Linked DNA regions of Homo sapiens: region 2 is linked to region 1. A link is a loop called in an ENCODE intact Hi-C map of the cell type or tissue named here. Cell type or tissue: GM12878. All regions are shown on one strand. Links, peaks and the distances in the headings refer to the core of each region. The heading gives the core; the rest is flanking DNA.

Evidence for each region. A loop is a pair of places that touch in the nucleus more often than their neighbours do. Peaks named below come from ENCODE experiments on the same cell type or tissue, not always from the same donor. Only the 100,000 strongest peaks of a DNase experiment are listed, where the experiment ranks them.
Region 2: it touches region 1 in a loop (3-fold over the local background); 2 of 110 quality-filtered maps call a loop at or near these places.

Annotation. Positions count from the first base shown.
Region 1 is chr17:41,587,709-41,600,013 of GRCh38, forward strand. LOC124904003 (a long non-coding RNA gene) reads left to right here and starts at 639. Exons shown (of 2, transcript XR_007065755.1): 1 at 639-828; 2 at 1,155-1,243. In GM12878, for the core only: no CTCF peak of the experiment used is centred there; a DNase peak (open chromatin) is centred at 6,213; H3K27me3 peaks cover 160 bases.
Region 2 is chr17:41,656,903-41,669,207 of GRCh38, forward strand. No RefSeq gene overlaps it. Among named protein-coding and RNA genes, the nearest start is that of EIF1, 26 kb to the right of the region's middle. RefSeq lists enhancers at 3,383-3,882, 8,291-8,810, 8,811-9,328, 8,849-8,938, 9,359-9,488 and 1 more and a silencer at 9,059-9,298. In GM12878, for the core only: a CTCF peak has its summit at 5,960 (motif pointing left); no DNase peak of the experiment used is centred there.

The DNA.
Region 1 (12,305 bases), core at 5,099-7,598:
CATCTGCAAAGTGGGAGTCATACCATCTATTCTGCTTAGTGCAGTCAGCTCTGAGAATCCAATGCGACAATGTATGTGAAAGGGTTTTGTAAACCGAGTATGGCAAGAAGCCTCGTTGGCATTGTTATAGCCCAGGCTTAGCCCCAAAGTGGCTGGAGCTGCATCCAGGAACAGGCCTAGGGGGGCCTTTTATTCTTCCAGCCCCAGATATCTTCTCAGACCCCCAGAACATCCCTAGTGTGGGCAGCTCAGGCGCCCTCGTTTGAGCCCCTTGTGGAACTGGCCCAGGAGATGTTCTGGGGAGGAGTAGAGGCTGGAGTGGAGCTGGGCTGTGCCAAGGGCAAGGCTGAGGTGGACACGAGGGTCCCTGACTCCTGAAGCCCCAAGGGTCAGGGGACATTTCTAGGAGTCCACTTGGTCCTGCTTTGGAGGTGTGTATATCAAAACTTCAGCAATCTCCCAGACAACCTCCCAAAGCAAACCCTTCCGGCCCCCACCCCACCCTCCCATCAGCCCCTAGGCTCCACAGACCCCGGCAGGCATGTTGAGAGGAATGTGATCGTGTCTGGGGCTGCCTGACGCATCCTATCTCCTCAGACAGGCCCCAACAGCCCCTGCTGGAGGCTCCAATGCTCTTCCTGGGATCAACTGCTCCTAGAAGAGAAGCAGGACCCTCTGTCACCCCCAACCCCACCTTGACTGTCACCAAAGAAGAAGCCAGAGAAGGGAGCCCCCCACTACTGTGGCCTAGGAGCTTGGAAGACAATGCTGAGACAGACATCTGAGCTGTGGGCTCCCCAAATCTGCCAGCAAAGGACTCTCAAGGATGTGAGTAAGCCAGGGCCCCACCCCGCTCCACCCGCCCCTGACAGACACTCCTAATCTCCCTGCAGAGAATGGTCCCCCCACCCTGGCCCAGCCCTACAATTTCCCCAGAGAGAGGCAACAGGGGTTTTGGCTGAGGGACAGATGCTTTTGTTGGGAGGCATGTTGCTGTTGGCTGTGGGGCAAGGGGAGGCTGTGCTCACTGGAGAAAAATGCTGTGTCCAGAGGGATCTGGGAGCGGGAATGGGGTGCAGAGCCCAGTACCGGCTTCCTCTGTGCCCCACCACCCCCACCCACCACCACCACCACCATGTCTCCTTCTTATGCAGGGATCAGGAATAGAAGCTCCGGAGCCCGGGACATAGGAACAGCTCTACTTTCCCTTTCATTTCATTCAATAAAACCCAAAAGAAACTCCTTCCTCCCCCTCCTCCGAGGGGAATCCAAAAGATAAAGATGGCAGGGAACCAATGACAGATCAGTCAATCACATAATCTTAAAAGGCACTTCTGCAGTCCCACCCCAACCCCACGCACCAACACCAGAACCCTAGCATGGAATATAAGCCTGATCCCCCACACCCGGTCTTAGAACCGTGACCCAACCTGGAGCCTGAGGCCAACCCCTGCAGACAAGGACTCAGTGACCAAGGAGCTGCAAACAACCCAGCCAAGCAGGGAGCAGACTTAGAGGACACCACACTCCCCTCCCCTCCCTGATGCCAAAGAAGCATGGTACTCAGACATTTTAAGGGAGGGCATTTTCTGGGGCATCAGGGGTTAAAGGGTTGTCAGTCCTGACTGCTGAGGCCCAGAGTACCCCCCACCTCTGGACTTCTAGGCAGACTTTGTGTGAGCACCATTACCTGACCCTCCCTCCAGCCTGCCCCAAAAGGAGGGGGGTAAAGGAGGAGCCCCGGGCAGGACCTCTTGTGGTTAGTGAGTCTCCCTGCACCACCCTGCATGGGGGAGCCCTCTGCCAATCCAAACAGGTGAAGCTGGCAGGGCCAGGCAGCACCTCCAGAGCCCACACTGTGTGCTGAGGACTGTGCTGGGGACCAGGAGATGGCATCCTAAGGAAGGAGGAAACCTCAGGACAGCCCCCGCCCTTGGAGTGCATGGCCTACTGGAAGAGACGATCCCTGCCTTTAGGAAGGTCCCAGCATGAAAGAGAAGCAGGAATGCACATCAACATTACTTAACATACAAACAAATGGAAGAAAAGCACAGACAAGTAAGATTGGTTTCCCAGGGCTGCCATAACAAATTACCACAAATTTGATGGCTTAAAACAACTGGCTGGGCACAGTGGCTCACGAATATAATCCCAGCACTTTGGGAGGCCAAGGCAGGTGGATCACCTGAGGCCAGGAGTTCAAGACCAGCCTGGCCAATATGGTGAAACCCCATCTCTACTAAAAATGCAAAAATTAGCCAGGTGTGGTGGCAGGTGCCTGTAGTCCCAACTACTCGAGAGGCTGAGGCAGAAGAATCACTTGAATCCGGGAGGCAGAGGTTGCAGTGAGCCAAGATCACGCCACTGCACTCCAGCGTGGGCAACAGAGCAAGACTCCGTCTCAAAAAAAAACAACAGAAATGTATTCTCTCTGGAATACATTCTGGAAACCATAAGCCCTGAATCAAGGTGTTGGCAGGGCCACACTCCCTCTGAAGACTCTGGGGAAGAGCCCTTCCTTGCCTCTTCCAGCTTCTGGTGCCTCCCTGAGTTCCTCGGCTTGTGGCAGCGTCGCCCTATCTCTGCCTTCATCTTCATACAGTCTTCATCTCTGTCTTTTTCAGTCTCTTGTAGGACACTCATTGGATTTAGCAATCACTCTAATCCAGTAGGATCTCATCTCAAACCTTACCTTACTTACATCTGCAAAACCCCTATTTCCAAATAAGGGCACATTCTGAGGTCCCAGGTGGACCCGATTTGGAGGAACCCTATTTGACCCACTATACCGCATAACAGACTGGGTGCTTGTCACCTTGCAAAGCAATAGTAAAAACTGGGTGGAGAGATAGATGGTTGAGATGAGATGTGGGGGCGGCCCAATCTGGAAGGCTTCTGGGAACAGCCTTTAGCGTGACACGTCAAGTCACCAGGGACTGGATGGCAGGGAGCCACGGAACTCTCAGGTCTTGGGTCCGTACTTGACATCATCCACTTTTTTTTTTTTTTTTTTTTTACACAGGGTCTCCCTCTGTTGCCCAGACTGGAGTGCAGTGGTGGGATCACAGCTCACTGCAGCCTCAATCTCCTGGGCCCAAGGGATCCTCCCACCTCAGCTTCCCAAGTAGCCAGGACTGCCACCATGCCCAGCGAGTTTTTACTTTTTTGTAGAGACAAGGTCTCACCATGTTGCCAGGCTGGTCTCAAACTCTTGGGCTCAAACGATTCTCCCACCTCAGCCTCTCAAACTGCTGGCATTACAGGCATGAGCCACCACACCCAGCTTCTTTTTTTAAAAAATGTTTATTTTGAAATAATGTTAGACTTGGCTGGGTACAGTGGCTCACACCTGTAATCCCAGCACTTTGGGAGGCCAAAATGGCAGATCACTTGAGGCCAGGAGTTTGAGACCAGCCTGGCCAACATGGCAAAACCCCATCTCTACTAAAAAATACAAAAAGTTAGCTGAGCGTCATGGCAAGCGCCTGTAATCTCAGCTACTCGGGAAGCTGAGGCAGGAGAATTGACTGAACCTGGGAGGCAGAGATTGCAGTGACCCAAGATCGCACCACTGCACTCCAGCCTGGGCAACAGAGCAAGACTCTGTCTCCCAAAAAAAAAAAAATGAAATAATGTTAGCCTTTAAGAAAAAGTTACAAAATAGGACAGAGAGTTCCTGTGTATCCTGTGTATCCTTCATCCAGCTTCCCCTAATGTGAACATACTACATAAGAATCATACAATTTTTGAAACCATAAATTAACATTGACACAATACTTTTTCCCCCCACAAGATGGAGTTTTGCTCTTGTTGCCCAGGCTGGAGTGCAGTGGTGCAATCTCGGCTCACTGCAACATCCGCCTCCCAGGATCAAGCGATTCTCCTGCCTCAGCCTCCCAAGTAGCTAGGACTACAGGCGCTCACCATGAAGCCCGGGTAATTTTTTGTAATTTTAGTAGAGACGGGGTTGAGCCATGTTGGCCTGGCTGGTCCCAAACTCCTGACCTCAGGTGATCCACCCGCCTCGGCCTCCCAAAGTGCTGAGATTACAGGCATGAGCCACTGCACCCAGCCAACACAATACTATTAATGAGCTGCAGGCTTTATTGGAACTTCCACCAGTTTTTCCACACATGTTCCATTTCTGCTGCGGGGTCCAATTTCAGTCTCCACATTGCATTTAGCTATCACGTCTCCTTAGTCTCCTCCTATCCATGACAGCTCCTCAGTCTTTTCTTCCTTTCATGACCTTGACACTTTTGAAGAGTACTGGGGTGATCAATTATTTTGCAGAATATCCCTCAGTTTGGGTTTTTCTGATGTTTTCTCATGATCACATTGAGGTTATGCACTTTGGCAAGAAAACCACAGAAATGAGGTTGCATCCCGTCAGGCATGTTGGACAGATATGTCATGTGTCTTACCGCTGGCACCATCAGGCATGTTGGACAGATATGTTGTGTGTCTTACTTACCGCTGGCGCCGTCAGCCTTGTTCACTTGGCTAAGGTGGTGCTGCTGGATTTCTCTACTGTCATGTTTCTGTTTCTCCCATTGAAATTAATAAATACCTTGAAGAAGGTACTTAGAAACTATGCAAAAATCACGTTTCTCCTTAAAATCTGACCCACTAAATTTTGCCTCCATCAGTGGAGGGAACGAGCTCACCTCAACCTGAGTTTAAGAGCCTCATTTGAAGGAACTCCTTGAGGGACTGTGGCCTGCAGGAGAGACTTTGGGAGATCCAAGCCCAGAGAAAGAACTCTTTCCTGCTCTGTTGTCCCCCCCCAAAACCAAACTGGGCCACCTCAAACCCGAGATCTCTGTGCCCCAAGACAGCAGTCCGCAACCTTTTTGGCACCAGGGACCGGTTTCATGGAAGACCATTTCTCCTTGGATCTAGGGGGTCGGGGGTGGGGACGGTTTCAGGATGAAACTGTTCCTCCTCAGATCACCAGGCATTAGTTAGATTCTCATGAGGAGTGCACAACCTAGATCCCTCGCGTGCACAGTTCACGGTAGGGTTTATGCTCTTATGAGAATCTAATGCCACTGCTGATCTGACAGGAGGCGGAGTTCAGGCAACAGGAGGTGGAGCTCAGGCTGCAATGCTCACTCACCAGCAGCTCACCTCCTGCTGTGCGGGTCCTAACAGGCCACAGCTGGTAGAGTCTGTGGCCCAGGAGTTGGGGACCCCTTCCCTGAGACACTCCCATGCCGGCTTCCCTTCACAACGTATTATTGTGGAGAAATAGCACATATTTCTCTCACGATTGTCAAGAGCCTTGCTAGGCCCCCGCCAGCCCTGGGGAAAGAAGTGGGGAATCTGGTTCCTCTCATGTCACAGATGGGAAGTCTTGAGTCTAGAAAGGCCCAGAGTCAAGTAACAAATTGGAGCCCCCATTGTGATTCCCAGGCCCCCAGAACCTGCCAGGGGCTGAGCTTCTCCTTTCCTCCTGGCAGAGTCCTGCACCCCTCCCTCTCCTCTCGGCCCCTCTGCACCCTCCCCTGGAGTACCCCCACCTCTGGACTTCTAGGCAGCCTTTGTGTGAGCAGCATTACCTGACCCTCCCTCCAGACTGCCCCAGAAGTAGTGGGGTAAAGGAGGAGCCCAGGGCAGGGCCTCTTGTGGTTAGTGAGTCTCCCTCTACCACCCTGAATGGGGGAGCCCCGTGCCAATCCAAACAGGTGAAGCGGGCAGGGCCAGGCAGCCCCCCCAGAGCCCCACCCCCTTCACCTTGCCCATCCCTCTCCCCGCCAAGCCTCAGAAAACTGTGTGGAGAGTGGGTAAAGCTCCTAGAGCTCAGGGCTATCACTTGCAGAGACAGTGGGCTGGGGAGGGAGAAGCCTCAGCTGCCAGAAGGGCAGGGCTTACTTGGAGGCCATAAGTCGGCTAGCAGGCAGGATTGCAGCACAAGGGAGCAGGAGCCTAGAGCACCTCCCGAGGCCCCAGGGTCCCCTTTTCCCCAGAGAGCAGGAGCCTAGAGCACCTCCCGAGGCCCCGGGATACCCTTTTCCCCAGACAGCTATGCCGCCTGCTGATTTCCCAGGCCAGCCTGCCCATCTGGGCTGACACAAGAGATGGGCTGAGCCAGCATTTCAGTGTCTGTGTCCTTGTCTGAGCCTCCAAGCTGTGCCACAAGGCTGACAACAGAGCTTGGCCAGCCCATATCATAGAATAAGAAAGCTCAGAGGTGGAGGAGTTCCCCCAAGGCCCACAGCAAGCCACCTGCTCAGTCAGGGTTCCACCCCAGCTCAGCTGGCTGCAAGCCTCACTTTTTAATGACAGGTCCTCTGCTGCTAGAAAGCCCCCAAAAGTCAGAGCCAAAAACAGCCTCTAGACCAGGCTCTTAACTTTACAGATAGAAAATGTGAGTCCCAGACAGGGGAAGGAACATGTCCAAGGTCACACAGCAGAAGTGTCACCCAGGGTTCTGAGCTAGGCAGGGTAAGAATATGCCTGGGGTGAAAAGGGCTGTGCCTGCACCCCAGAGTCATGTTCAGGTTGTTAAAAATGCAGACAGTCAGGTGGCCAAAGGCAAGGAATAGATTAGTTTACAACCCTGCCGCTAGCTCCCAGTTCAGGCAAAATGCAGCTTAAATGCTCCAGCCCATCACTCATGAGACCCCACTGTAAACTGGGTCCCCTCCCCAACAGGCCTGTCCCCTTGCTGGTCCCTACATCTCCATCCATTTCCAATCTCTGCCTGAATTTCCACATATGTCCTCTCTTCCTACCCAAACCCCTCATGTTCTTTAAGGCCAAGCCTCAGTTCCACATATGGTTTATGCAGATTCCTGCAGACTGTGTGGCACAAAGTAGGTGCTCAATGAAGGAAGGAAGCACAGAGGGAGGGAGGATGGAGAGTAAGAGGAGGGAGGACAGAAGGAGGACAGAGGGAGGGAGGAGGGAGAGCAGGAGGAAGGGAAAGGGAAGAGGGTAAGGGAATGTAGAAGAGGGATGGATGGATGGATGGATGGATGGACATATAGACGGATGGATGGATGGATGGATGGCAGGTGGACAGATGGATAGATGAGTGGAAGGAAGAGAAGAACGAGGGAAAGTGGAGGGATGAACGGCTGGGGAGTGATCAGACAGGGAAGTAGATGAATGGATGAATGGAAGGAAGGGAATAATAATGGGTAAAAGGATAGAGGGATGAACAGGAGGTGGGTGGATGGTGGGTAGGCAGGTGGGTGAAGGATGGTGGGGCACTGAGAAAGGACAGCCAGCCCAGCTGGGGGCAGAGGGGGCCAGCATCCTAGAGGAGCTCTTAACTGATCTGAACCTTGAAGATGAGTAGATGCTGAGCAAGCAGCGGAAGTGAGGATAGACATCCCATTTGCCCAAGGAAGCACCCAGGCAAAGTGCAGACGTGTGAAAGACTGGTCTGATGGAAACTGCAAGCAGTTATGTATTGTTAGAGTTCACAGCTCAAGGCTGGGCCTGCCCGATGAAACTGAGAGCCTTAGGCCAGGTGGTGATAAAGGTGCTGGGAAGCTCAGACTTTATCCTGATGACACTGGAGCCACTGAAGGGTCCTAAGCTGGTGAGTGATGCTGTCGGATGTTTCACAAAGGCCACCCTGGTCTCCATGCAGAACATACTTTGCCGTGGTGTGGGGGACCAGTAGGGAGAATTTGCCATATCCAGGTAAGGGATGTTGTTGGCTCAGACCTCTCCTCTCCCAGGAAGCCCCACCCCATCAGCTCAGGTCACCTGGCTTTCTCCCCATCTCTCAGACCTCCCACTGCCTCTGTGATCTGTGCCCCCACCCTTGATTATACCTCCCCATAGTGCCTTAGGGGGCCACAAAGTGTTTTTCACATAGTCAGTCCTCAGTGTTACTCTGGTCTGATGCAGGAGACACAACCCTTGCCCGTGGGCTGTCCAGTCTGATGGAGGAGGGTTGCAGAGCCCAGAGTTTTCCCTGTGCCATAGGCTGAGGGGAGCCAGGAGCACAGGAGCCACAAGGTGGGGTGGATTAGCACACAGAAGTTTTCTTGGAAAGGGTGCGCTTTGACTCAGGTTTTGAAAGAAGGAAGAACCCTGGAGGGTGGAGTGGGGAGAGGGCGTGGCTGTGGGAACTCCAGCACAGTGGTGAGTTGCGGGGAGAGTCAGCACCTGGGAGTCGGAATGTCTGTGTCAGGAGTCCTGAGCTCTGGTCGGCAGGACAGAGGGAAAGGGAAAGAGGAAGGGAAGGGGTCGCCGAGTAGTTCTAGCCTCATGGATAGAAAGAGTCATTTCCCACAGTCAGAGATGTGGGAACAGATTCAGCATCTTGCACCCCACCTCCCTCCCCCAGACGGGATACCGCATGGGATCAAGGAAGGAGCAGGGCCTCCCGATCAGAAAGACCAGCTTTCAAGTCTTGGCTCCATCACTGACGAGCCATGTGACCTTGGACAGGCCATTGCAGCCGTCCAAGCTTTGGTTTTCCATCAAATAGGAATAGAACCAGTTCAGCCTGGCAGGATTATTGAGAGGAGTGGGTAAGTCAGCGCAGGTGGCCAGCATGGTACTGGGCACAGAGGAAGTGTTTGGTAAAAGTTCACTTAAATTAAGCCCAAGTTAGACCAAAGGGAGTGGGGGATGCAAATGGAGAACAGGTGTCAAGGTTCAGCCAAAGACCTTGAGGCAGAGAACAGAGAAGAGTCCAGGATGTTACTGGAGCTCCTGTTGCAGGAGCTGGGAGCTGCTGAGGTCAGCCGGCCAGGTGATGGGCTGGTGAGTCTGCAAGGGCCTGGCCAGGGTGGAGGCTGTGGGAATAGGGCAGGCCTGGAAACTGATGAGGAAGAGTCAGCGGATGGTTTAGGTGTGAGGGGAGAAGGCCTGGGAGCTTCCAGCAGGGCCCACATTCTGTGGCTGGAATGAGGGGATGGGGAAGCAGCCTCTCAGGTTTCAATGAGGCCATCCTGGTTGTCAGTGCAATATTTGCAAAAAAATGACCATTTCTGTCTCCCAGTTCCAAAAGAGGGCATGGATGGCTTATGATAAAAGACATATTTATAATAAAACTAAAAATATCCAGCAAGGATAGAAGAAAAATAAATCAAGAATTAGGTAACAGGATATATTGATGGGCACATTTTGGTTGCAAGCAACGGAAACTCAGCTTGAATTAGCTTCTAAAAGAGGCAATTCAGGGCTGGGCATGGTGGCTCACACCTGTAATTCCAGCGCTTTGGGAGGCTGAGATAGGAGGATCACTTGAGCCCAGGAGTTCAAGACAAGCCTGGGCAACATAGTGAGATACCATCTCTACAAAAATAAATAAATAAAATAATTAGCCAGGCATGGAGGCATACACCAGTAGTCCCAGCAACTCAGAAGACTGAGGTGGAAGGATTGCTTAAGCCCCAGCAGGTCAAGGCTGCAGTGAGCCATGACCACAGCACTGCACTCCAGCCTGGGTGGCAAAGTGAGACTCCATCTTAAAAAAAAAAAAAAAAAGACAATCAATAAAACAATAAATCAAGCCCCAATTTATAACATTTATTTTTTTCGTGTTGTAAATACCCCCACTGTGGCCAATTTCAAGCAACCAACAGGGAGTCACTTAACACAGGGTTGGGAAGAGACGTGCAGTAGCTCACTGCCTTATAGCATGTCCACCATATGGATAAAATGGTCATAAGTACCTCAAGAGCACAGATATTAGTACAATGTAGTAAAATAATTTGGAAGGAATGAGTTTTCAGTATGCATTACCTTTGTTCTCAATATAATTCATTTAATTTTAAGTTCGTATAATTTAATTTTTGATGAGGGCCATATTTAACAATCACCTTGCAAAATTCCTGAAATTTTAATGTCCAGCTCTCAAGAGCCAGCATGAGCCAGCTCCAGCGTGCCAATGAGCCTCGAGGTTTAGGCCATAAGCAAGAGACTAGGAGGGACAAAGGGAAAGCTTCTGGATAAAACAAAGTGAAAGAGGGAAAACCAGATTGGGGGAGGATATTGGTGAGGGAAGGGGAAGAAGAGTTGGTGGGCCCCCACGGTCAGGGAGACAGCCTAGGTGGACAGGAGCAGAGGCAGCATCCAGAGGCTGTGCAGCCTTCACAAGGCAGACCAGGCACTGTCTGCCTCCCAGGGAGCCACATGGGAGCCCCATGGGGGTATCCAAGTCTGTGCTGCCTCGTTATCTCAATTATCTCATCAGTGTTCTGTTGGTTGTTCTCTCTGTCAGCATCTAGCGAGGACTGTTCTACTGCAGCACTCAGTGTGCATCTGTCCTTTGACTGTCCCAGCTTGAGTGATGTCTGTGTGTCCCAAGACTTTGGTTACTCCCCATCTAACTTAACCCATATGAGCAACACCCCCTTCAAAGAACTGGAGGAGTGATTGGGGGAAAGGAAATGATGGTGCTGGGGGTGTTGGAGGTACTGGAGGTAGTGGTGGTGGTGGTGGTGGTGGTGGTGATGGAGATGGAGATGGTGGTAATGATGGTGGTGATTGTGGTGGTCATGGTGGTGATGGTGGTAGTGGTAATGGTGGTGATGATGTGGTGGTGGTAGTGGGGGTGGGGGTGGTGATGGTGGTAATGATGGCAGTGATTATGGTGGTGATGGCAGTGATGGTGGTAGTGGTGATGGTGGTGGTGATGGTGGTGGTGGTGGTAGTGGTGGTGGGGGTGGTGATTTCAGTGGTGGTGGTGGTGGTGGTAGTGGTGGTGGGGGTGGTGATTTCAGTGGTGGTGGTGGTGGTGGTGCAGGGGCGAGTGGTGATGGTGGGGGTGATGGTGGTGGGGCGTATTGGTGTGGTGCTGGTGATTGTGGTGGTGATGGTAGGGATGGTGGTAGTGGTGATGGTAGTGATGGTGGTGGTGGGGCTGTGGGGGTGGTGATGGTGGGGATGATGGTGGTGGGGGTATTGGTGTGGTGCTGGTGATTGTGGTGGTGATGGTAAGGATAGTGGTAGTGATAATGTTGGTGATGGTGGTGGGGAGGTGGTGATTTCGGTGGTGGGGGTGTTGGTGGTGGTGGTGGTGATGGTAGTAGTGTTAATGGTGGGGGTGATGGTGGTGGGGGGTATTGGTGTGGTGCTGGTGATTGTGGTGGTGATGGTAGGGATAGTGGTAGTGGTAATGGTGGTGGTGGTGGTGGTGGTGGTGGTGGCGGTGGTGATGGTGGTGGTGATGGTGGTAATTATGGTAATTATGGTATTGGTGGTGGTGGTGGTGATTATGGTGGTGATGGTAGGGATGGTGGTAGTGTTAATGGTGGGGGTAATGGTGGTGGGGGTATTGGTGTGGTGCTAGTGGTTGTGGTGGTGATGGTAGGGATAATGGTGGTGGTGGTGGTGGTGGTGATGGTGGTAATTATGGTAATTATGGTATTGGTGGTGGTGTTGGTGATTGTAGTGGCAATGGTAGTGATGGTGGTAGTGGTAATGGTGGTGATGATGATGGTGGTGGTGGTGATGGTGGTAATAATGGCAGTGATTATGGTGGTGATGGTAGTGGTAATGGTGGTGGTGATGGTAGTGATGGTGGTAGTGATAATTGTGATGGTGGTGATTATAGTGATGGTGGGGGTGGTAATGGTGGTGGTGGGGGTGGTAATGGTGGTGGTGGGGGTGTTGGTGGTTGTGATGGTGATAGTGGTAGTGATAATGTTGGTGGTGATGGTGGTGGGGGGATATTGGTAGTGGTGGTGGTGGTAATGATAGTGATGATTATGGTGGTGATGGTGGTGGTGGTCATGGTGGTGGGAGTGGTGATGATGAGGGTGGTGATGGTGGTGCTGGTGGTGTTAGAGAAGGTAAGTATGACAATGAAACCCCTGAGTCAAGTCTCTTGTTCTGTAGAACAGAACAGAACCAGTTTAAGCAGTCATCACCTTGAGCTAGCTTAGGGGTAAAACATACCCTCTTACAGTCTCATTCCACCAAAGTTAACATGTATTGAGGACTTACCAGGGGCCAGGTCTTAACTTCATCATGTCTTCTAATCCTCAGAGCAACACTAAGGCAGGTAGGGAGTGGGGCTGGGGTTCAAGCCCAGGCAGATCTGCTCCTGGGGGTGGGTGGGGGGTGGTTATTCTCACTGTAGAGAACTCACTAAGGCTGCAATTCTTGTGGCCATGTGGGCAGATAGGGCAAACACCAGCCACTGTTTAAGCCTCTGTAGGTCCACAGCCCAGTCCCCACCCACTTACCTAGAAGAGGAGGAGAGAGAGAGGAAGCGTCAGCCAAGGCCCAGCTATTGAGAAAGAGCTCAGCCAGTAGGGGTACTGCCCATCCCCTCACACATCAAAGGCACCTCTAGGGGAAGGAGGACAAAAAGCACCATTGCCTGTGTA
Region 2 (12,305 bases), core at 4,540-7,039, 69 kb after region 1:
TGCACAGAGAGACCCCAAGGTCTATGCTGCCACCAGTGCTTGGTGGCCCCAGCCTGGCACAGGCATGCCTGCCCCGCTGCCACATGCCCCTTCCCTGACAGGGTCTGCGTCTCGGGATATGAGAGACACAGGGAGTCTGGGTCCCTGTGGCATCTGGGAAAGTGAGAGTGGGGAACAGGCTCTGCCTCCTTTCCCTCCTGCCCCAAGAATGATACCATCATTTGGAATGTGGAGGTTCTGGACACCTCTATGAGTTCCAAGCTTTCTTGTTGCAAGAGAGGCCTCTGTAATGCGGGGGTCCTGGTGGCAGGCAGCACCTGGGCCCTTCCTTGGGACTCCTGCTCAGCCTGGGTCAGTTCCCCTCTGGGCCCTGCTGTGATGGCCTTTCCTGTCCCCCTTACCCCATGGCCCCCTCCTCTGTCCCCATGCATAGTGTCCTCCTCAGTTTGGGACCACTTCGGCACTGACCCTCGGGAATTCCAGTGTGGTTTTGCAGCCGCGCGTTCAGGGGAAGGATGTGGTGGGGCAGAGGCGGGGGCTTCCCTGTCAGGGGACTCTGGCACCGGGCGGGTCCCTGCGGCAGACTTGGAATCCCTGCTTGGACTCATCCTGTTACCTGGGCCCAGGGCCTTCAAACCCACATTCCCTACATCGCCACCTCCTTAAACCACCCGGCCTCAGAGCCAGGGGCCTTGCCATTTGCTGTTCTGAACCTGGAACCACAGGAAGAACACAGGCCAGGGGCAGGAGTCCAGGGTTCCGTCCTACCCAGCCATTAACTTAACACGGAGCCAGGGCCACACAACGCACCACTCCGGACCACCTCTGTTCAAGCAAGGAAGAAACCCAGGGCTCTGGAGCCCCTCAGGCCTCCCACACAGGGCGAGAGCTCCCCTGTCTCAAGGTCAATAAACACCCCTCTGCTTACTCAAAAAAAGACAGAGAGAGAGAGAGAGAGAGACAGCAGGGTCCAGTCTCTGAGGGCCTTGCGACCAGGCTGAGACATGGAATGGGGGCCAGTGAAGGGCGAAGGAAAGGACTGAACCCCAGCAGGAGCGACTCAGCACCCCACACACAGACACGGTCTCTGGGCCCTGACCACGGCTCCGGACACCCCCAGGAAATGCTGAGACCTAGATCTCTGCTTTGTGTGCTTTGGATAAGCGCATGAGCTAATGCCAGTCTGATCCAGACCTGCCCTCCGAAGCTGCAAGGTGGCAAAACAGAAGAGGCCTGCCCACACAGGTGCACCAGCCACCAGAGGACTGGGTGTGGGGCTGGGTGGCCAGCAGCTGAGGGTCCTAGGCAGGGCAGCAGGAGGGTCGGCCCTGGGGCAGGGAGAACCGAGGGCCCCTTCCCCCGCTACTGTGCCACTTGCCGCCTGCAAACAGGGAATCCCAGGAGGCCGGATCTTCTCGCTTTGCACCCAGGAAGCTAGAACTCTGGATTTGTATGGGAAGCCTCCTGATGCTTCATATTTGGAAACTAATTCCAAAATAACACCCTGTGCAGGCCAAAGAAAGCAAGGCATTCAGCCAGCCTTGGAGCTCATGTGGGCTGAAGGACAATCTCACTCAGGACCCCCTTTACAAAAAAGTAAAGTGAGGCCCAGGAGGGATGGGCTTGCAGCCAGTTAGGATCAAGTTGGGCCGAAACTCAGGCCCTGACTTTCCTGTGCTCTCCCCAACAAGGTTCCCACCCCCTCACCTGCTCCACCGTGCAGACCCCAGCCCAGCTGAAGAGCGCCCTCACGAACCCCACACACACCCAGCAGGCTTTTGCTCTGCACACGCCTGGGTGCCGAGGTCTCCCATACCCTCTGACTGATCTGACCTGGCAGCTGCCTGAATTGTTTTCCCCATTTTACAGAAAAGGGAAATTGAGGCCAGAGAGGCAGGCCATTGCCCAGAGTCCTCCTCTGCCAAGTTCTAGACAGTGGGGAGGGGGCTGTGTGCCCGCTTACAGGTCTCTGTAACTCAGGTGGCAGGGAGGCCCCAACTTGCAGGGCAGGGAGGGGCTGGCAGGGATGAGGCAGGGCCAGGCCAGGCAGGCCCAGAGCCACTCAGCATGCAGGCCCAGTCCAGAGAAGCCAGGCCTCTGCCTCCCCCTCCCCAAGCCTGAAGAGGAACTCAGCAGGGACCCAGATGGCCTCAAGGCCGGGGATGAACCACAGACAAGAGGAGGTGCCACCCGGGCTAGAGAGAACCAGGGGAGGGCAGGGCACTGAGGACCACACGGTGGCCGTGCCCCACACCCACTCCCACCCAGGGACCCTTGAGTCCCACTTCTAGCCCTGGGCCACAGCAGGGGCATTGTAATGCTGGCCTTTTGTGTGCTTGGGGGTGGCGGTAGTAAGGAGAAATGCCCCCTCCAGGTGGTCAGTGCCCCAGGCCTCCTGGAGCACCCCAGAGATGGTGAGGTCGAACCCATGGGTTCAGCACCTGCCCTGTGCCAGGTCCCATGTCAGGGGGACACAAGAATTAATAGGACGTGACACAAGAATGAACAGGACCTGGTTCTGCCCCGGGTGGCTCACAGTCCAGGGGGAGAGGAGAGTGAATAAATAAAACTCAGTCGAGTTGAAATTGACCAGGGCCTTCACCGCAGACGGTGGGCAGGGGGAAGAGAGGCACCCTGGGGAGGGCTCCCAGCTGTGGAATAGGCATGGGACTCTTCCTGGAAGTTAGTTCTGGTCTTTTTCCATTTTTTATGCAGAAAAATGCACATATAATTGCTGTACAACTCAGTGAATTTTCACAGACTGAACCCAACTGTGTAACCAGCACCCAGATCACAGCACCCAGATCACAAGGTTGTCACAGGGACACAGGGGAAAGGGCATTCCAGGAAAGGGCCACTGAGGAGCGAAGGCAGGGAGGTGGGAACTGCCCAGCCCCAGCAGGTACCCAGAGCCAGGAGGATCCAGCAGGCCTCTCTCCTCACCCAAAGAGGATGGGTGCTCAAACTCCAGACCTGCTCCAAGAAACATATCTGCAGCCCTAAAGCCCCCAACGCCCCCAACCCGCTGTCCTGTCCACCTTCTCCGCTCCACAATCCAGCCTGCGCCTCGTACTGCACCAGAGAGATATGCTAACCACATGCAAAGGTATGCAAATGAACACAGACTCCCTGAGTCAACTTGGGCAGTAGCCAGAGTGAGTGAAGAACCAGACCTCCAAACAGGTGACTAGACCGGCCCCTGCCCCTGGCCCCATTCCTCCCACCAGCTCCTGAGCACCACAGCCCTGCACCCCCACACCCTCAACCCAAAGCTCTGACCACCTGCCCTTCCCTTCATCTATTCATTTAACTTTGATTCTCAGGGGGCCAAGGGCCAGTCCCCAAAGTGAGCACCAGAGAGCTGAGCACCTGCCCACCAGGAGCTCACAGTGAGCAGGGAAGGGGAGGGGATGCAGACACGGCCACCAATTCCCAGGAAGAGCCTGCCTCAGGACAGAGCTTCCAAGCCTCAGAACAGCAGGTGCTGACTCAGTAGTGTGGGATCTGGCCCAACACTCTGCATTTCCCACCAGCTCCCAGCGGACGCCAAGGCTGCGGGTCCCAGGCCACACCCAGATTAGCCAGGAGTAAAGGAGGTGTGAGAAACATGGCCCTAGGAACACGAAGGGCTGGGGGACAGGCAGGGCAGGAGAGTGGCTAAGAGATGTGCCTGGATTCAGGTCCCAGCTCTGCCTCCTGCCCATCGTGGCCGTGTTGCTTCCCATCCCCCAGCCTCAGAGCCCTCAGCCCTAAGGTACCCCCTGTAACAACTGCCCCCACGTCACCAGGTCCCAGAGGCTTCAGTGAGACCAACTGGCCTAGGGCCCCTGTGGCACCTGACACCCTGCAAGCACTTGGTAATCGGGAGATTATTTTTAAGTCAGGGTCGACTGGGAAGAGGCACAAGGGACGTGTTTGGGGTGAAGGGAATGTTCTCTGTCTTGATTATGGTGGTGGTCTCTTGGAAGATGTCAAGGACAGGGGATTCACCAGGAGGAGGGACTGCAAGAGCAGAGGCCTGCAGGTGTGGACATGCAGCCAGGGAGGACAGATGACAGCTAACCTTCACTGAGTGCTTTCTACAAAGTGGAAGACAGCCAGGGGCCACAGTCGGAAGGACAGAGTCCCACCCCCCACCCCCCACCCCCACTCCAGGGGTGGCAGGAGGGTGGAGCCATGGAGCCTGGCTGTGAGCTCCTGGGTGGGCTGGCAACACCTGCCATGAATTGGGCACCTATTAGCAGTCAGGCACTGGTGTGAGACTTTACCTAGTCAGAGCCCGCCTGTCTGTCTTGTGTGGCCCCAAGAGCTAAGAATGATTTTCACATTTTTAGGTAGTTCTTTTAAAAATCAAAAGAACAGGCTGGGTGCAGTGGCTTGTGCCTGTAATCTCAACACCTTGAGAGGCCAAGGCGGGAGGATCACTTGAAGCCAGGAGTTTGAGACCTGCCTAGGCAAGAAAGCAAGACCCAACAACAAGAAAATGTTTAATTAGCCAGGCATGGTGGTGTGTGTCTGTAGTCCCACCTACTGTGGAGACTGAAGTGGGAGGATCATTTGAGCCCCGGGAATTTGAAGGTGCAGTGAGCTATGATCGTGCCACTGCACTCCAGCCTGGGTAATAGAATAGGATCTTGTCTCTAAAATAAATAAAATAAAGGAAGAAGACAGCCAGGCATGGTGGCTTATGCCTGTAATCCCAGCACTTTGGGAGGCCAAGGTGGGTGGATCACTTGAGGTCAGGAATTCAAGACCAGCCTGACCAAAATGGTGAAACCTCATCTCTACTAAAAATACAAAATTAGCCGGGCGTGGTGGCGCATGTCTGTAATCCCAGCTACTTGGGGGCTGAGGCAGGAGAATCGCTTGAACCCAGGAGGTGAAGGTTGCGGTGAACAGAGATCGTGCCATTGCACTCCAGCCTGGGCAACAAGAGCGAAACTCCGTCTCAAAAAAATAAGTAAATAAAATAAAGAAAGGAAGAAGAACAATACAGTCGATCCTCCATATCCATGGATTCAACTAACCACAGATGGACAATATTCCAAAAATCAAAATTGTTTCTGTACTAAACATGTTCAGACTTTTTTTTGTGGTTATTCCCTAAACAATATAGTATAACAATTATGGCGGCTGGGCACGTGGCTCACACCTGTAATCCCAGCACTTTGGGAGGCCAAGGCAGGCGGATCACTAGGTCAAGAGATCAAGACAATCCTGGCTAACATGGTGAAACACCGTCTCTACTAAAAATACAAAAATTAGCCAGGCATGGTGGTGTGTGCCTGTAGTCCTAGCTACTCCAGAGGCTGAGGCAGGAGAATCACTTGAACCTGGGAGGCGGAGGTTGCAGTGAGCCAAGATCGCACCACTGCACTCCAGCCAGGGCGACAGAGCAAGACTCCGTCTCAAAAAAAAAAAATTATCTATACAGCATTTACATCGTATTAGGTCTTCTGAGTAATCCGGAGATAATTTAAAGTATACAGAGGGTGTGCGTAGGTTATATGCAAATATTACTCCATTTTATAGCAGTGACTTCAGCACCTGCAAATTTTAGTATTAAGTAGAAGGTCCTGGAACCAAAGCCCCATGGAACCCGAGGGACAGCTGCGTTTTGTGACATCTGAACAGCCACCCCCACGCACCCACGGGTTGTCCCACACCACAAGGGCAGCGTTGAGTGGCTGCGATAGAGGCCTTACAGACCTTCAGTTTTTCTATAAATCCCATGAAGTAGGGGTCAAGTCCCCACTGTACAAAGAAGAGTAAAGGGGCCACCCAGCCTTCCTTCCCTGCTGCTGTTAGGACCTCCTCCTCCACCCACTCCTGGTGGGACAGACCCAGCGCCCCTTAGCCCAGCAGGTACTCCTGGCCCACCTCTGCTGCACCCGCTCACCTGGCGGAGCAGCAGCGCCCCCTGCCGGTGGTCCGGGGCTGGCCGGCGCGCCCTAAGGCCGGACTCTTAGCTTCTGCCACCACCTGGTGGCCATTTCTGGAAGCGCAGCTGGGAGCCCAGATCCGGTGAGCAAAAGCTCTCGTGGGTTCCAAGAGAGGCCCTGCTGGTCCAGCCAGGTGTGGCAACGACCAGCGCGCAAAGTATTCCAGGCAGGGCTTGACGCCTCCAAGCTAGTATCCACTGAAAAAGTTTCACTTCGTCCCTGCTTTTTCTTTTTTTTTTTTTTTGAGACAGAGTCTTGCTCTGTTGCCCAGGCTGGAGTGCAGTGGCACGATCTCGGCTCACTGCAACCTCCGCCTCCCGGGTTCAAGCTATTCTCCTGTCTCAGCCTCCAGAGTAGCCAGGATTACAGGCACCCACGACGCTGGGTAATTTTTGTGTTTTTAGTAGAGACGGGGTTTGCTATGTTGACAAGGCTGGTTTCAAACTCCTGACCTCAGATGATCCGCCCGCCTAGGCCTCCCAAAGTGGTGGGATTACAGGCGTGAGCCACCACGCCCAGCCCTTGCTTATTATTCCATCGGTGAGAAAACACCTGACAGAGCTTAAATGTTTACTAACTGTGGCTGTGAATCTCTAACCCCTGGGGAATTGATCAAAGACCATGAACTATGGCCAAAAGATGATGGAGGGGATGTGAAGGTCAGCTGACTTAAGTCCCTTCCCCCGTGCATTTGGCCTTGAGTACTTCATCATTCTTTCTTAACTTCATTCGTTATTCATTCTTTCAGCAAACTCTTCTTGAGCACTACACAATGTGCGGTGCCAGGTGCTGGAGAAACACCTGAGAACATGCAAAGCAGTCCGCCCTCATGGAAGTGACTAACAAATCATTCACAAGGTGTGATGAGGCATATTTGGAGGGGCAGAGAAGCCACTTGAGCATCACATATGGGCAGCGACTTGACCTTGTTGAGTGTCATGGAAGGCTTACAGTGGCCTGAGAATGGGTCGTCTAGCCGACAGGGTGGAAGAACCACATGTGCAAAGTTCCAGAGCTGAGGAGTGTATCCAGAAAGTGGCTGGAAGAAGGACTGACCGGCAGGAATGCAGAGGTTGATGGAGAGAGGAGGTGAGGCAGAGCTGGAGAGAGAAGGGGGCTGAGCCAGACAGAGCCTCCAATGCTGGGTGGATCTGCAAAGTTAAGGCATCTGCTCATGCTCTGGGGCAACAGGGGGCCACTGCCTGTCCTGGGAGGAGACAGAGCACATTCTGCTCCTTAGTAGAGCCCACTGTATGACTGGGCAGCTCTGCTAGCTGGAAAGTTCATTCTGAGATGAAATTGATGCCTCCCCTGCCCACAGGCTCCTGAGGCATACACACAGATGGAGGTGCTTCCCTGCCCCCAGCACAGCCCCTCACCCTATAACAGCCTCACTGGCTGTTCCCTGGCAGAGGCCCTCACACAGGGTAGGCAGGAGGGCACGCTGGATGTGAATCCCAGCTCAAGCCCTTACCGGCTGTGTTGTCTGTCTCTTACTTAACCTCTCTGAACTTCCATTTTCTCCTCTGACTTCAGGGCTGCACATGTAAGAGGGATAGTGTTGGGAAGTGCTTAGTACACATTAGGTACTCAGTGGTGATAACAGAGGTGGTGACAATGACATGGTTTATCCCCAGCTGACCTTTTCCAGAAAAGATCCTATCAGTCAGTGTTCTGCATTTTAAAATGTGCCACCAGGATGGGGCACGGCAGCTTGAGCCTGTAATCCTGGCACTTTGGGAGACTGAGGCTGTAGGATCGCTAGAGCCTAGGAGTTTGAGACCAGCCTGGGCAACATAGGGAGACCGCCCCCACCGCCCACCTTTACAAAAAAATTAAAAATTAGCCGGTCATGGTGGCATGCATCTGTAGGCTCAGCTACTCAGGAGGCTGATGCAGGAGGATCACTTGAGCCCAGGAGGTCAAGGCTGCAGTGAACCATGACTGAGCCACTGCAATCCAGCCAGGGCAACAGAGCAAGATGCTATCTCAAAAAAAAAAAAAAAAGTGCTATTAAGAGCTGAACTCTGTTCTGGGGGGAGTAGCCTTTCCTTCCCTTCTCTGAGCCTCAGTTTCCCTATATATAAAAGAAAGGAATCAGATAAGATGGCCTGAAAGGCTGCCACCAGTTCTAATGCTCTCAGGTCCTGCTCTCTGACCTACCCAGGACACATGGAACCATCATCACCTCCTTGATCCAGGCACTCTACTCCTCATAATGGAACCAAGATGGTCTTCACTTTATTTTTTTTTTCCCATTGTCCCTGTCCTTACTGCCCTCTGTGTTATGCCAACCTCCTCTGAGTTAACTGAGGCTCAGAGGCTCAAGCAGTCTTTGCCACCCTCTCCCCACTGTCCCCCCCACCCCTCACTCTCCCACCAGACTGTCTGCTCCATCCCCGTCCCAACTGCTCCCACCTGGACTCCCTGCTGCCCTTGGTTCCTACCCCACCCCTCTGTCCACTCCCCCACTCACATACCTGGCCCTCCTTCCCCCATGCAGCCCATCTACCTTCACAGGGAGGCAGCAAGACACCCCCGCCGGCCTAGGAGGGTCGAGATCCTAGGACTCTACTTTTTCCAGTCCTGGTATTTGCCTACACGCCCCAGCCTCCCACCCCCAGCGCCCCCCCCAACACACACACACCCACACACACACACACGCACGCACGCACGCAATTATAACCCCCTTAGGGACAGCCGTTGTGTCTGCTGTAGTTTAGCCTTGGATTCATCATGGCTTCGACATCGCCGGCCCTGGGCCAGTGTTCGAGAGCATGGCCCCAAACAGTTCTTGCTCTGTTCAGCTCCCCACATTGCCAAGCTGCGAGCGGGCTCTCTGTGCTTCCTGCCTTCTGTCTGCCTCGCCTGTTCTCTCCAGGTAGGCGGCTCCTCCTCCAAGCTCCCCCAGCCCTGGGCTGACCTCTGTCACCTGGATGGTGGGTGCGGGTTCTCCGGGCATGCACCTCGTTCCCCTCTTTACTCCCAGCAGTGGCTGAAACTTGTGGGTGCTTGATCGTGCTAGTTAAATGAATGAACATGTGGTGGTTACAGGCAAACCCACAATGCCACACAGGACACCGACCAACAACTGAAAACGGTGACAGCTGCCCTTACCCGCAGCTCCCCAGCGTAGCCCTCCCCCATCGCAGCCAGACCGGCTTGCCCACTGCGCAGCAAGGCGGAGCCCCGCACAGCTAAGCCCGGGCGTGGTGCTCGCGGCGCCCTCTGCTGGCCGGGCCCACGGCCTCCTCCTGCGCACGCGCGCCGCCACCCCGGGACCAGACCTAAAGGGAGAAGGCGCGATCTGGGGCCCTCCCTCCGCACCCCCTCGCCCCGAGAAGCCCCAAACCCAGGTCTTTGACCCTCATGAACATCCTTTGTCCTTCCTCTCTCCTGCTCCCCCTGCAAACATTTTAGGCATCCCTAAATGATCACCAGCCCTCGCCTGCTCTCTTAGCAGGCCTCCAGGTGGGGTTAGAATTGTCAAATGCTGGCACAGGACGAAACCCTAATAATAATAACTATGATGATGACGGCAGCTGCTGCTGAGCGGGCACTTTGTGGTTACCTTAGCAACCTTCCACCATCCAGGAAGTGCAGCCCCTTCTTTCACAGGCGGCAGCTGCAGCCAGAGGCGTGCGGGGACTTCCCAAGGTCACACAGCAAGAATCCTAAGAAACCCGGGGTGTTTCCTCTGCCTACGTGGAGCTAACCCTGCCTCCAGAAGCAGGGGCCTTGAGATGGGAGCAGAGCGATCTGGTGCCCCGGAAACCCCACCCCCACCCCCACCTTGCCCCATGCGCAGCGAACGTGGCTACATTTCCTATCGTTTGTCCAACCCATCATTTTGCCTTTGGGAAAATTGCAGGGGAGGTGGAGGCCAGAGGACAGGGAGACAAACGTTCGTGGGCATCTGCCACGAGCACATTTGCCACGCTTTGTGACAGGCCCTTTCCCGTTACACACCACACCTGCCCAGGACCGCAGCACAGAACCAGGACCCAAACCCGCCGACTCCCTCCCTAGTGCTCCTTCCTCACCCCCCACCCCCTCCCCCCTCCGCAAGTTCTCTCTTGGAAAAGGGGCCGCTGGGAAGGGGAGGAAACGCACTCACTACAGGACTCCAGGTGGGGTCCAGAGGCTCTGCCCCTGGTGCCTCTTCCCCAGCCCTAAAGCCCCCAGCCCTAGAGAGGGGACCCTCCTGCACAACATCTCCAGGGGACCGGGTACTCCACTAGGGTCGAGAAACGTTGAATAGTGCGGTGGGTGCGGGAGGCGCGCCTAGGTGCCGAAACCCGGTCTGTGCTGCCATCCTGTGGCCATTGCAGGAAGTGTGCCTGTCAGGCCGCTCTGCATTGAACCTGAAATGCCGGGTCACCCTTGGGTTGAGTGAAACCGGGCCCCATGCTGAGGCTACAAGGGACATAGAAAGGGACAAGACGCAGCCCGTGCCCTGAAAGAGCTTACAGTTCGGTAGGATGGCCTTCAAATGACATGATCCAACACTCAACTCGGCGCCAGATACCGCCCAAAATAGAAGATCGTGCAAAAGGTTCCAAAAGGTGGAGGCAGCCTGCCCCGAAGCACATCGAGAAAGCCCTCCTGCAGCAAAGCCGTGTCGAGACTGGGCCTTACAGGGCAGGCGGGGCTGGGGCAAACAGAGATGAAGGAAGGCGCTCCAGGCGGAGAGACCAGCCTGAGCAAAGGCACAGGGGCAGGAAACACGGATTCTCAGGAATCCAGCTTGTCCCAAGTCTAGGTCAACTGTGAAGGGGAGAGCAGCATGGCCAGGTCCTCCAGTGCCCAGGTAGGAGGTTTCACTTAACCCTTTAGGCCACGCGGCCAACAAAGGTCTTTGAGCAAGCCAGCAGCTTGACCAGAAGTCTGTCCAGGAAAAGAGCATGATAGCTGGGGAACGGGGGCAAATGGGTGAGGTTTCAGAGCAATTAGGAAGGAAGGAGAACAGGAGGAGGCATGAGCGACGCGGATGGTGGTGCCACTGGCAGAGCTGGGAAGTCAGGGGCCACGCAGGGGAGACCAGGGCTGGGGTTTAAGTTCCTGGCAGAACATCCCAGTGAAGACGTCCTTCAGGAAGCCAGAAAGAATACATTAATAAAAGAGGAAGTAATAGTTATTGCTCATATGTGTACAGACTTTATAGTAAATAAAGCAGCTTAATCCATCATGCATTTGACTCATATTTTATTTATTTATCTTTTTTTTTTCTTTTTGAGATGGATAAACCCCACCCCCTTGCCCACCCTCGTGGTCTGGCCCCTGTGCACTGCTCCGGCCCCTCCCCTTCCCAGTGTCTTATGATGGCCTCTGGGCCTTTCTAGTCAGCTTGGGCCCACGTCTTCCCTTTGCCTGGCTGAGCTTCACTTGCCCTGTGGTCTTAGCTTAGTGGTTCCTTTTTCCAGGAATCCTTCCTATACCTTGCAGGTTGGGTTGGGTGCCGTAGCTGTGATGCCCCTGCCCCGTACACCCTTGACATTTGCCCATCATGGCCTGTATGGTGCGTGACTGTGGTCTGTCTCCCCACCAACTTTACTTCAGTGTGGCGGCTGGGTCTTATTGACCACTCACCCCAGTGGCCTGCTCAGTATCAGTCAATGAACATTTCTTGAATGGAAGACCTGAGTGAGGAATGTGAAGCCCTGCGGGACCTGCTGGCACAGCGCAGCAGCCGAAGCGGGGGCAGACAGAGGCATCCGGGAGGGCCAGAGCTGGTCTCTGAAGGCTGGTCTCGAACTCCTGACCTCATATGATCCACACACCTCAGCCTCCCAAAGTGCTGGGATTACAGGTGTGAGCCACCACACCCAGCCTGGAAAGTTTATTTATTCAGGTCTGTTGCAGCCTCACTTCCCAGTCTGTGAAGATAAGAGCTAATTTCTCATCCAGAGAAGGGACCTCCGAGAGGAATCTTTATGGCTTACTGCATACAGGAAAAGACAGGTCAGCTCGCCCTTTCTAAAACTACAATTTCTCCAATATTTACAGCTCAAAATAATCACTATGCCAATTTGGCATATTTGGGGATGGCACGTTCTTCACTCCGTTGGGGGACTTCAGTGAATACGGTGTTAGATTGCAGTGAGGGAGACAGATATTAACTAACAGCCAAAATAAATAAGTAAATTACAGGGTGTAGGAGATGATGTCCTGGAGGGAAATGAGCAGTAATGCAGAAAAAGGGAGAGGAGGAAGACTGCGGGGAGGGGTACAATTCAAAATAGGGAGGTCAAGGCTGGGCACGGGGACTCACACCTATAATCCCAGCACTTTGGGAGGCCGAGGCAGATAGATCACCTCAGGTCAGGAGTTTGAGACCAGACTGGCCAACCTGGTGAAACCCCG